Linked DNA regions of Mus musculus: region 1 is linked to region 2. Evidence: chromatin contacts called from ENCODE POLR2A ChIA-PET data. All regions are on one chromosome and are shown on one strand. Each heading gives the region's core, a stretch centred on a gene start or an enhancer-like site at or near the end of the contact. The rest is flanking DNA. Distances are from core to core; before and after follow the strand shown. Region 1 holds the start of Uchl4 (ubiquitin carboxyl-terminal esterase L4). Region 2 holds the start of Snapc5 (small nuclear RNA activating complex, polypeptide 5).

Region 1 (5,252 bases), core at 1,540-4,039, 56 kb after region 2:
AGACAGACCAGACCCAGAACAGTGCTCCTCTGGATACTCTGCTCCTACCCACATCATCAGCTGTCAAAGCTCCAAGAGATCCCGGCCGGCTGTTCCCATCATCACTAAAGTCCTTTCTCTTCCTGTCTTTGTACTCCGGGAGGAGACTTTTCTGGATACTTTCCATTATTCCAGTGTCTCCACTTTAATCGCTCCGAACATATTCAGGCATGGAGCTTTAACATTTATTTAAGAAGAAACCCAAAACTTTAATTTCTCAGCTTCTAAAGGGCAATTTTCTAAACCCCAAGTCTGCTAATTACACTGGCGTCCTAAAAATATTATCTCAGTACAATGCCTCCTTTCTACTCCCACATGCCCATCCCCCACAGGCACACACATACACTTCAGACTGCCATTTAGACACTGGAGAGTATAATTTAAATGTCTTTAATAGCTTGACTCAAGGGACATTTATACATGATTCTTCAATTTACTTCAGAGCTAAGATCTAAAAGAAGCCTTTACTGAATTCAAAGACTAAATAGGCAGATGCATAGATAGCAAATACTAGTAACATAATTCAGATAAGATTTAAATGCAATTTTCAGATTTCTTTTTTTTTTTTTGGTAAGTCAGACAGCGTCTCACTATGTAACCTTCACTAGCCTATAGTATGATACTTAGATCAGTCTGGCCTTGAAATTACAGAGACCAACCTGCCTCTGCTTCCCAAGGGCTGAACTTAAAAGCATGCACCACTACATCTAGCCCCATTTTTCAGTTTTCACCTAAATTCCATTTAGGATCAGACATGTTGAGACATGCTATGAGTCCCAACACTTAGGAGAAAGAGACAAGCCAATCAAAGCTTCATAGTAAATTCTGCCTCAATAAAGAAAGAAAGTCTTAGGCTGGAGAGATGGCTCAGTGGTTAAGAGTACCAACTGCTCTTCTGAAGTCCTGAGTTCAATTCCCAGCAACCACATGGTGGCTCACAACCATCTGTAACAAGATCTGATGCCCTCTTCTGGAGAGTCTGAAGACAGCTACAGTGTACTTATGTATAATAAATAAATAAATCTTTAAAAAGGAAGGAAGGGAGAGAGGGAGGGAGGGAGGAAGGGAGGGAGAGAGAGAGAGAGAGAGAGAGAGAGAGAGAAAGTCTATCTTGCAAACCAGTACCTGGTATACAAGATACATATCTAATATCAGTTCAATGAACATTAAGTATCTTAATCTTTAACAAACGAATTAGAACCACACTGTAATCTGGGGCGAGGTGTGATGATACATGCCTATAATCAATCCCAGCACTATGCTGGGATCCACTGTCATTTTGGTCATAATCTAATTCTATCTGGCCTACACAAATGCCATGTATGTGGACAGCAAATAACAGGCAGCTGCGAGCATTTGAGGCACACAAACCTCTGTCATCTGAACTGTTTGGAAGACAGATGGTTAGCAGCTGCAAGTTCAATTACAAAGTGCCTGGAAGGAAGGCAAAGAAGGAAGCAAAGGGATCCAAGGGCCGCTTCATATATTAAGCGTGGAATTCCTTTCCAACAAACATCTTTTATTTCCTTGGGGGAAGCCAACTCGGATATACCCTTTGAACTTGAGAGAAAAGCTTCAGAAGAAAGAATCTAGCAACAGAGAGACGGAGTGAAGCTGGAGGCACAGAAAAAAAAAAATCACTACTTCTAAATTCTACGGTTTGTGTTTTAAGGAAAGACAGAGGGCACGGGAGACTCCACTGTGCAGCCAGGCTAAGAGCCTGGATCAACTGTGTTCTTTGGTTGAATGAGTTGCCTCTTTTCTCATCCTTCATTTTGTCCTTTGCAAAGCAAAAGGGCAAGAATTAACTAAAGGACAAGATGGTTGACTTCTAGACCAGTACTCACAGACATTATACAATGACAGAAATAGTCTACATGTATGCTGCCCAAAACAGTTGCCACAGTGGCCAATAAGGCTTTTAAAGGTAACTAGTATGGCTGAGAAACTGGTATTTAAACTGTACTGAATTTTAGTTAATTTAGATATAAATAGCTATATGTGGGTAATGTCTAGTTTAGAAAAGTACAACACTACAAAATCCTCCTGCATTTTACACAGTGGGGTGGGGAATGATGTTAGCCGAGGCCTGACCTAGGCTCTAACCTAGATCCACAGCTTACCAGTTATACAACCCTATGAAACTACTAAGCTTCCCTGAGCTTCACATCGCCAACTGGTACAATGGACTCTGGTAACCGTTCTTGTAGAATATCCGTGACTACAGAGACCAGAAAGCCCTCAGTGAATGCCAGCTGTTTCTCCAGTTCCTCTTTAGTCTTTGGACTCCATCCTACTAGTCTTCTTGCACACATCCATTTTTATTACCTTGAAGACTAAAGCAAGCCTTAGTCCCCATGGGCAGCCCTGTCTATCAGGAAAGCAACTTGCCCAGGAGTTGTCTCAGGTCCCCAGCAGTGGGCAAGCCTCTGGTGATGGAAGGGTCGGTGCCTCCGGAACCACTGATTTCCGCTCACCCTCCATCCCCTCTGCCTCACATGATCACCAGCAATTTACACTCCTCCTGTGACTGGAGAGCAAGCTGAAACATAACTCACCAAAACACCTGTCACTTGTTTCTGGTACTTTTCCAACTCTTTCCCCTTATCTTTCCCTGCTAAAGATGGTAAGGCTTTTTAATATGAAAATGGCTTAGATTTTTTTTTTTAATTACCACACTCAGAAATAGGGATGCAACAAATTCCATTTATGGTTAACCCAGGAGTTATTTAGTTACCAATATTAAACAAGGCAAGGTCAGAGCTGGAGAGAGGCCGACGGAGCAGTCATGGAGGGTCAACGCTGGCTGCCACTGGAGGCCAACCCTGAGGTCACCAACCAGTTTCTCAAGCAATTAGGCCTGCATCCTAACTGGCAGTTTGTTGATGTGTACGGGATGGAGTCTGAACTTCTTAGCATCATACCAAGACCAGTGTGCGCAGTGTTACTCCTCTTCCCTATCACAGAAAAGTATGAAGTCTTCAGAACAGAAGAGGAAGAAAAGATAAAATCTCAAGGACAAGATGTGACATCATCAGTATATTTTATGAAACAAACCATCAGCAATGCCTGTGGAACGATTGGAACGATTGGACTAATCCATGCCATTGCAAACAACAAAGACAAGGTGCACTTTGAATCAGGGTCAACATTGAAAAAGTTCCTGGAGGAGTCTGTATCAATGAGCCCTGAAGAGAGAGCCAAATACCTGGAGAACTATGACGCTATTCGAGTTACTCATGAAACCAGTGCACATGAAGGTCAGACTGAGGCACCAAGTATAGATGAAAAAGTAGATCTTCATTTTATTGCGTTAGTACATGTAGATGGGCATCTCTATGAATTAGATGGATGGAAACCATTTCCAATTAACCATGGGAAAACTAGCGATGAGACGTTGTTAGAGGATGTCATAAAAGTTTGCAAGAAGTTCATGGAACGTGACCCTGATGAGTTAAGATTTAATGCAATTGCTCTCTCGGCAGCATAGCATCTTGACAGAAACACCAAATACTGTATTATTTGCAACAAAAGTTAAATTTCTGATGCCATAACTAACTCAAAATTTTTAATATTTTCATTAACTTGACTAATTAAACTTTATGTGGAAACAAACAAACAAACAAACAAGGCAAAAGAAACTGTTGTAGAAGGAATGTTCTAGTACAAGAATAGCCCAGCAGTGGTGGTGTATACCTTTAATCCCAGTACTCAGGAGACAGAGGCAGGTGGCTCTCCAAGTTCTAGACTAGCCTGGTCTACAAAGCAAGTTCCAGGACAGCCAGCGCTGCATAGAGAAATCCTATCTCGAAAAACAAAAAATAAACAACAACAACAAACAAACAAAAAAGAATAATAATCTGCCAAAGTCTCTATGTTAATATACTATGATACGAAGCCCGGTCTTTCCTGAAACGTAGGCCTCGCCGTCCTTGGGGAAAGCAGCTTTCCTTGCCTTCAATGACTACATTTTTTAGTTTTACTTTTGTTACATTTATGTGTCTGTGGGTACACATGTGCCACTGAGCAAGAGTCAGGTCTCACCTTCCACCATGTGGCTCCCAGGGGCATCAGCAGGCAGGTGGCTTGAATTGCTAAGGCATCTTGGCAGCCCTCAGTGACCATGGTTTATCAGTAGACACAAATGAGTGATATACAGCACATTTTTGCAATCCTAGTTGTCTTAGTCGGGGTTTCTATTCCTGCACAAACATCATGACCAAGAAACAAGTTGGTGAGGAAAGGGTTTATTCGGCTTACACTTCCATACTGCTGTTCATCACCAAGGAAGCCAGGACTGGAACTCAAGCAGGTCAGGAAGCAGGAGCTGATGCAGAGGCCATGGAGGGATGTTCTTTACTGGCTTGCCTCACCTGGCTTGCTCAGCCTGCTTTCTTATAGAACCAAGACTACCAGCCCTGAGATGGTCCCACCCACAAGGGGCCTTTCCCCCTTGATCACTAATTGAGAAAATGCCTTACAGTTGGATCTCATGGAGGCATTTCCTCAACTGAAGCTCCTTTCTCTGTGATAACTCCAGCTGTGTCAAGTTGACACAAAACTAGCCAGTACAATTGACCCCTTGTCAACTTGACACACAAAAACATCACTAGTAAGCCTCAACCCTTACAATCTTATTCATCCCCATTCTAAATAACTTTAAAAGTCCCACAGTCTTTACATATGCTTAAAATTTCAATCTCTTTAAAATATCCATCTCTTTTAAAATCCAAAGTCTTTTTACAATTAAAAGTCTCTTAACTGTGGGCTCCACTAAAACAGTTTCTTTCTTCAAGAGGGAAAATATCAGGGCACAGTCACAATCAAAAGCAAAAGTCAATCTCCAACTGTCCAATGTCTGGGATCCAACTCACGATCTTCTGGGCTCCTCCAAGGGCTTGGGTCACTTCTCCAGCCAGGCCCTTTGTAGCACACGAGTCATCCTCTAGGCTCCAGATGCCTGTACTCCACTGCTGCTGCTGCTCTTGGTGGTCATCTCATGGTACTGGCATCTCCAAAACACTGCATGACCCCTTCAGTCCTGGGCCATCAATTGCAACTGAGGCTGCACTTTCACCAATGGCCTTCCATGGCCTCTCACTGTGCCAAGCCTCAGCTGCTCTGCTCAACTCCTTCATGCCTTCAAAACCAGTACCACCTGGGTGACCCTTACACATTACCAAGTCCAGCCACAGCACAAGGTACAACTTTGG
Region 2 (5,766 bases), core at 594-3,093:
TGCTTCCCTCAAGAGTAACTATAAGTGAGTTTTCCCTTATTTATTACACGTCAATGACTAATGTGTGCACTAACATCCTCCATAAGTTCTGCATTCACATTTTGTTTGCGTTTTCCATTGTTTGGATGTGCCTCACCTGTGATTATTAAATGAAGATGTAAAGGTTTATTCTGTATCTGGAGAGTTGAAACATTTAAATTAAAATTTGTACTGCTTTGTGTTCAGTTAGAGAATGAGACTTTGGACTTCTCTCTTCCTTCCCCCCAGCCTGCCCATGCACAAGATGATGAACACCGACCTTAGCAGAATCTTGAAAAGCCCAGAAATCCAAAGAGCCCTCCGAGCACCACGGTAGAGTTTTAAAACTTAAGGTCTAACACTTGATACGACCCCTTGACTATTAAAGGGATACATGTTGATTAATGAATGCTACCTCTTGATAGCAAGAAGATTCATCGCAGAGTCTTGAAGAAGAATCCACTGAAGAACCTGAGAATCATGTTGAAGCTGAACCCTTACGCCAAGACTATGCGCAGGAATACCATTCTTCGCCAGGCCAGAAATGTAAGTCAGTTTGGCGTGTCAATTTTTTTTTTTTATTAGATTGCCCCCTTCCAAGACAGGAACTTACTATGAAGACGCTGGCGCCCCCCCCCCCCCCAACCACACACACTTGTTTCTACCTCCCCAGGTACTGGGGTTAAAGATGTGAACCACGATGCGCTCATTGAAGATAAGATTCTTAATTTTCTATTTGTTTTTGTTGCAGCACAAACTTCGTGTGAAAAAGCTGGAAGCAGCAGCTACTGCACTGGCAACCAAATCCGAGAAGGTTGTTCCAGAGAAGGGGACTGCAGACAAGAAGCCAGCGGTAGGCAAGAAAGGAAAGAAGGTGGATGCCAAGAAGCAGAAGCCTGCAGGGAAAAAGGTGGTTGCCAAGAAACCAGCAGAGAAGAAGCCTACTACAGAAGAAAAGAAGCCAGCTGCATAAACTATTAAAAATTGTTAAATTCCAGAGAGCAAGTAGAGACCGCATATTTCAATAAATCAAACATGTGGTGACAAACCCTTGTGTGACTCTTAAATTGTGGATGTTTCCAAGCCCCTTGAAATTAACCTTTTGAAGAACAAGTGGCAAGATGTGAGACTTCATGGTCAAACTTAGGTCATCAGAATTATAGAACAAAATTTTTTAAATAAAATTTCATTCTCTAGGCTGCTTTGTTCCACATGGTAGTCTACTTTATAAACTGAACTTGGGATAAATAGCTAGGGGCCAAGTCCTATGAATAGTGTGTAGTTATGGTAGCCACTAGAGGGCCTATGATGGTAAAAGGGAATGGCGGGACCACCACAGCTATGGCCACTGTGTCTGTAGAGGTGCAGTGTTCTTTGTATGAATCAGTCTGATCATCCTAGAATTATCATCGTTTCCTCTTGCCTTGATGTTAAAACTGCTAGCAGATAATGATGAGCGTGGGTAAAAACACTCCCTGAGACAAGGCAGTTCCTAAAGGTTAGTAGCATTCCTGTCCTTACTAGGCTTAGGTATTTTGGGTATTTTGGTTCCTGCCTGCATAAGTAGCCTTTGCAGAGATTAAAGTCACTTGGAAAGTAGGTGACAGGGTGCTGAGATGAATGCTATCCTAAAGCCTGTGGGGCCAATTTACTGTGAGGGATTACCAAGGGACTGAAGAATCTCCATGCTCTTTGGGATTCCACTTTGTTTTCAGATCGTGGGAGCTAAGCCCCTACTGGCCCTTCAGAAAACAGCTACGAGAAAGTAAGCCCTCAGCCCGGCGCTGGTCTCCGCAGTCGGCGGTGACGTCATCACCGCGCGCCTAGTAGAAGGCAGCGCCCTAAGGAAGTGGAAGGGGATGTTGAGTCGACTGCAGGAGCTCCGCAAGGAGGAGGAAACCCTGCTGCGTCTAAAGGCGGCTCTACACGACCAACTGAACCGCCTCAAGGTGAGCGTACAGCTTTCCAGCTCTAGCCCCTCGGGACGTCGACGGAGCGCGGCGGTACAGCTCCAGGCCGCTAGGTGTTGAGCAGGTTTAGCTCCTGAGCCCGCATCTACCCCGACCCAGCACGCCGGCTCACGGGTTACTGCTGTTTATATGCACTAGAGGGGGCTTTAGTGTTGTCATGCTAGTACTGAATCTCAGACCCGCTTGAGGCGCGAATGAAGTCTGGGAAAGAAACTTGTCCGCTTGAGTTCCCAGTAACTCTTCTGGGAACAGAGAATGACTCGGATGCAGATTTAGGTGCGCTTTGATCACGTCCTAGACATAGGGGTAATTTGGTCCCTGTGAAATGATCATGGTAATCCCTGGTCAGCACTCATGGGCAAGATCTTTAAATGTAAGTGACATGAGGATTAGAGGAGCCCTTTATAAACTGAACTTGTATACTTGTGGTAAAAAAACGATATGCAGTTTTTCTCAGGGCATTTATAAACTGCCCACCCTTATTGCAACAGAACCTCTTACAAGTACATGATCGTGTGTTGAAGATGACCTCCCAAACGCAGTTACCCTGGTGCACCAGGAAACACGTGCATTTTTTAACATTCTGCCTTTACTTTCTCATTAATGAGTAGACAAGCTCAATCATAGGACATCCATCTGTGTCTGTGGAACCAGCTGTCTCCTGGGGTGAGGGAGGGGAGAAGTGGTCTCGCCTGTGTAACCCAAGCATGCTTTGAACCTAGTGTGTAGCTCAGGTTAGTTTTAAACTTATGATCCCCTTGCCTCCCACATTTCTAACCTTAGTGTAGTGGCACTTGCCTTTAATCCCAGCACTTTGGAGGCAGAAGCAAGTAGATATCTGTAAATTCAAGGCCAGCTTGGTCTACTGAGTTGTAGGACTGCCAGTGTTACAAAGAACCTCTTCATAGGGAAAGAAAGGGGTGAGGAGGTAAAGCTGCCCTCCCCTTCTAGAGCAGTTCAGGGATGCCAACCTATATGGCATCTAGTGGAATTCACTCACTATAGTAACCCAGCAGAATACTCAGTGAAATAAATATCTTTGACTTTTCTTTCCTAGGTTGAAGAATTAGCCCTTCAATCCATGATAAATTCTCGAGGAAGGACCGAGACACTGTCTTCTCAGCCTGCACCTGAACAGTTATGTGATGTAAGTTTAGTCAAGTACAGACTTCCAGAGAGAGTGTAGAGTCCCATTGTGCCCGAGCTCTTTGGGCAGGCAAATGCTGTATGGCACATTATTACCAAGTCCAAAGGACTCTGGGAAGTACCATTCAAATATTTGGGGGCCTGGGCGAATTTATTGTACACTGAACCTAGGACTTCATACAAGGTAAGCAAGTACGCTACCAGTGAGCTGCATCTCCAGCCCCTCATAATTTGTAGTTCAGTAATTAGCTAATCTATATTAATCATCCAGACAATAGCAAGTACGCTACCAGTGAGCTGCATCTCCAGCCCCTCATAATTTGTAGTTCAGTAATTAGCTAATCTATATTAATCATCCAGACAATAGCTTATCTTTTATACTTTGTCAAGTTTAGGCAGCCTCTACTCTTCTAGTGTACACCAATATGCCTCGCCTACCCAGGTCTCAGATTACTCCATCCTTTCCAGCTACTCAAAGGAACCCCAACAAGCTAGCAGTGGTTGTTGTGTGTTTGTGGTGGGGCTTCTGTTGAAGCAGTGTCTTTTGTACCCAGGCTAGCCACCGTATGTTCTTCTCTCCTCCTGGGATTACAGGCATGTGCACTCGTATCCTGTTTAGAAACTCTGCTCTCTTTAGGACTATGTCATGGTCGCTGCTCTGTTAAGTGTGGCTTCAAGTACAAAGCTAAGGATGAGGTGCAGGTATTACCCTACTCACGCTTACCAACTGCCTTCAACAGAGCCAATACAGTGTTCCTGAATATACCGTGCTTTGAGAATTCTTTATAAGCTATGTAGCCTACACAGTTACTTTACTGATGATTTCTAAAAGAGCATGGTAGGTAAGTTAAGATCATAGTAAACATGAAGGACTTATTCTCACCGCTTTCCAGGAATGGGAGAAACGAGAAAGAGGAAAGTCATAAAAAGATGAACCTAAAATTGAACTTTAAAGATATTTTTATAGGTGTGTGTGAATGCAAGTTCGTCTCCATTGAACATCAGACACCCTAGAGTTGGGGCTTGTAGCTATCCAGCATGGGTATTAGTACTCAAACTTGGATCTTTTTGGAAAAGAAACAAGTACTCTTTTGTTTGTTTTGTTTTTTCTAGACAGGGTTTCTCTGTATAGCCCTGGCTATCCTAAAACTCACTTTGTAGGCCAAGCTGGCCTCTGTCTCCTGAGTGCTGGGATTAGACGTGTGCACCACCATCACCTTGCAGGCAACAAGTACTTTAACTGCTAATCATTTCTCCAACTCATGATGAGATTTGATTTTAAAAAGAATTTGCTGGGCTGGCGAGATGGCTCTGTGGTTAAGAGTGCCGACTGCTCTTCCGAAGGTCCCGAGTTCAAATCCCAGCAACCACATGGTGGCTCACAACCATCCCTAATGAAATCTGATGCCCTCTTCTGGAGTGTCTGAAGACAGCTACAGTGTACTAACATATAATAAATAAATAAATATTTAAAAAAAAAAAGAATTTGCTGTTTTGAGGCTTAATTCTAATGCTGTTATTCTACAGTAATTCTAATGCTGTTATTTTGCACAGATGTCCCTACATGTAGACAACGAAGTGACAATAAATCAGACTACACTGAAGCTGAGCACAAGGAGCCCTATGGAAGAAGAGGAGGAGGAAGAGGAGGAGGAAGAGGAGGAGGAAGAATCTGATTCGTAAAGGGGGATCAAGGGCAGGGTAGTTATACAAACTAAGTCTTGGGTGCTTCATCTCTTCAAAGTCATCTTGCAGGGCCTATGTGAAAGATAAACTTATGAATGGAAGAGGCTCAGCCCATAAAGTATCTATATTCAAATATGAAGAGCTGAGTTTGGAGCCCCAGAATCTGTGTAAAAACATAGAGTGTCACATGCCTGTAACCCCAGCACTGGGGATAGGAAGAACAACAGATCCCAGAAGCACACTGGCCAGCCTGTCTAGCCAAACCAGTGAGTTCTGATTCACTCAGAGACCTGTCTGAAGAGAACAGTTATAATGGCATAGAGGCCCAGCACATCTCAATCCCAGCACACAAGAAAAGGGATTAAATAGCAAGCTGCAAAAATAAAAATTTTGTTTTGATTTTTTTCTGCTACAATATATAAATCAGTTCAATTTTACTACCAGAGGAATGGGGAAAAGTAGATAACATCTGATCATTATGTAAAAGATCATACAGAGTTTTAGCCAACTTTGGCATTTACATACCTGCATTCCCAAGCTTTGGGATGCTCTAGCAAGAGAGATTGACATCTGCTGTGAAGCCAGCCTGGAGGAGAATGAAAACAAAGCACAATGAAAGGTCTTACCATGGTGTAACCACTAGAGTATTAGGCTAAGTGAGATCAATTAGTAACTCTATTCCATCTCTCTTCTGAAAAAGACAAACACTATACAAATTGACCTAATTTCAGTCATTACCAGGGGCAGTCACATGGGATGTGATGAGAGGCAGAATGTCAGGTGTGACGGTCCACACAGCAAGTTCCAGGACAGCCAGGACTACTTAGAACCTGTCTCAAAAAATTTATACAGAAAAAAAGAGAACTGCCAGCAACCTCTGGCCATCAGCACACCTCAACACACACCAAATACATCATATACACCCCTGTGCTGACAACACAGTATA

Evidence for each region. ChIA-PET counts read pairs that join two places held with the same protein, here RNA polymerase II (POLR2A).
Region 1: POLR2A ChIA-PET joins it to region 2 with 13 read pairs in embryonic stem cell. The contact joins the promoter of Uchl4 here to the promoter of Snapc5 in region 2. POLR2A ChIA-PET finds 5 or more read pairs at or near these places in 5 of 5 experiments (Patski and embryonic stem cell).

What each region holds. Positions count from the first base shown.
Region 1 is chr9:64,232,412-64,237,663 of GRCm38, forward strand. Uchl4 (ubiquitin carboxyl-terminal esterase L4) reads left to right here and starts at 2,790. Exons shown (of 1, transcript NM_033607.1): 1 at 2,790-3,951. The coding sequence starts at 2,828. The coding sequence ends at 3,529. All of the region lies in intron 1 of Map2k1 (mitogen-activated protein kinase kinase 1), which reads right to left.
Region 2 is chr9:64,177,454-64,183,219 of GRCm38, forward strand. It overlaps Snapc5 (small nuclear RNA activating complex, polypeptide 5), which reads left to right and starts at 1,844. Exons shown (of 3, transcript NM_183316.2): 1 at 1,844-1,967; 2 at 3,046-3,135; 3 at 4,689-5,235. The coding sequence starts at 1,878. The coding sequence ends at 4,817. Rpl4 (ribosomal protein L4) reads left to right here. Exons shown (of 10, transcript NM_024212.4): 7 at 1-24; 8 at 268-351; 9 at 444-564; 10 at 770-1,109. The coding sequence ends at 991.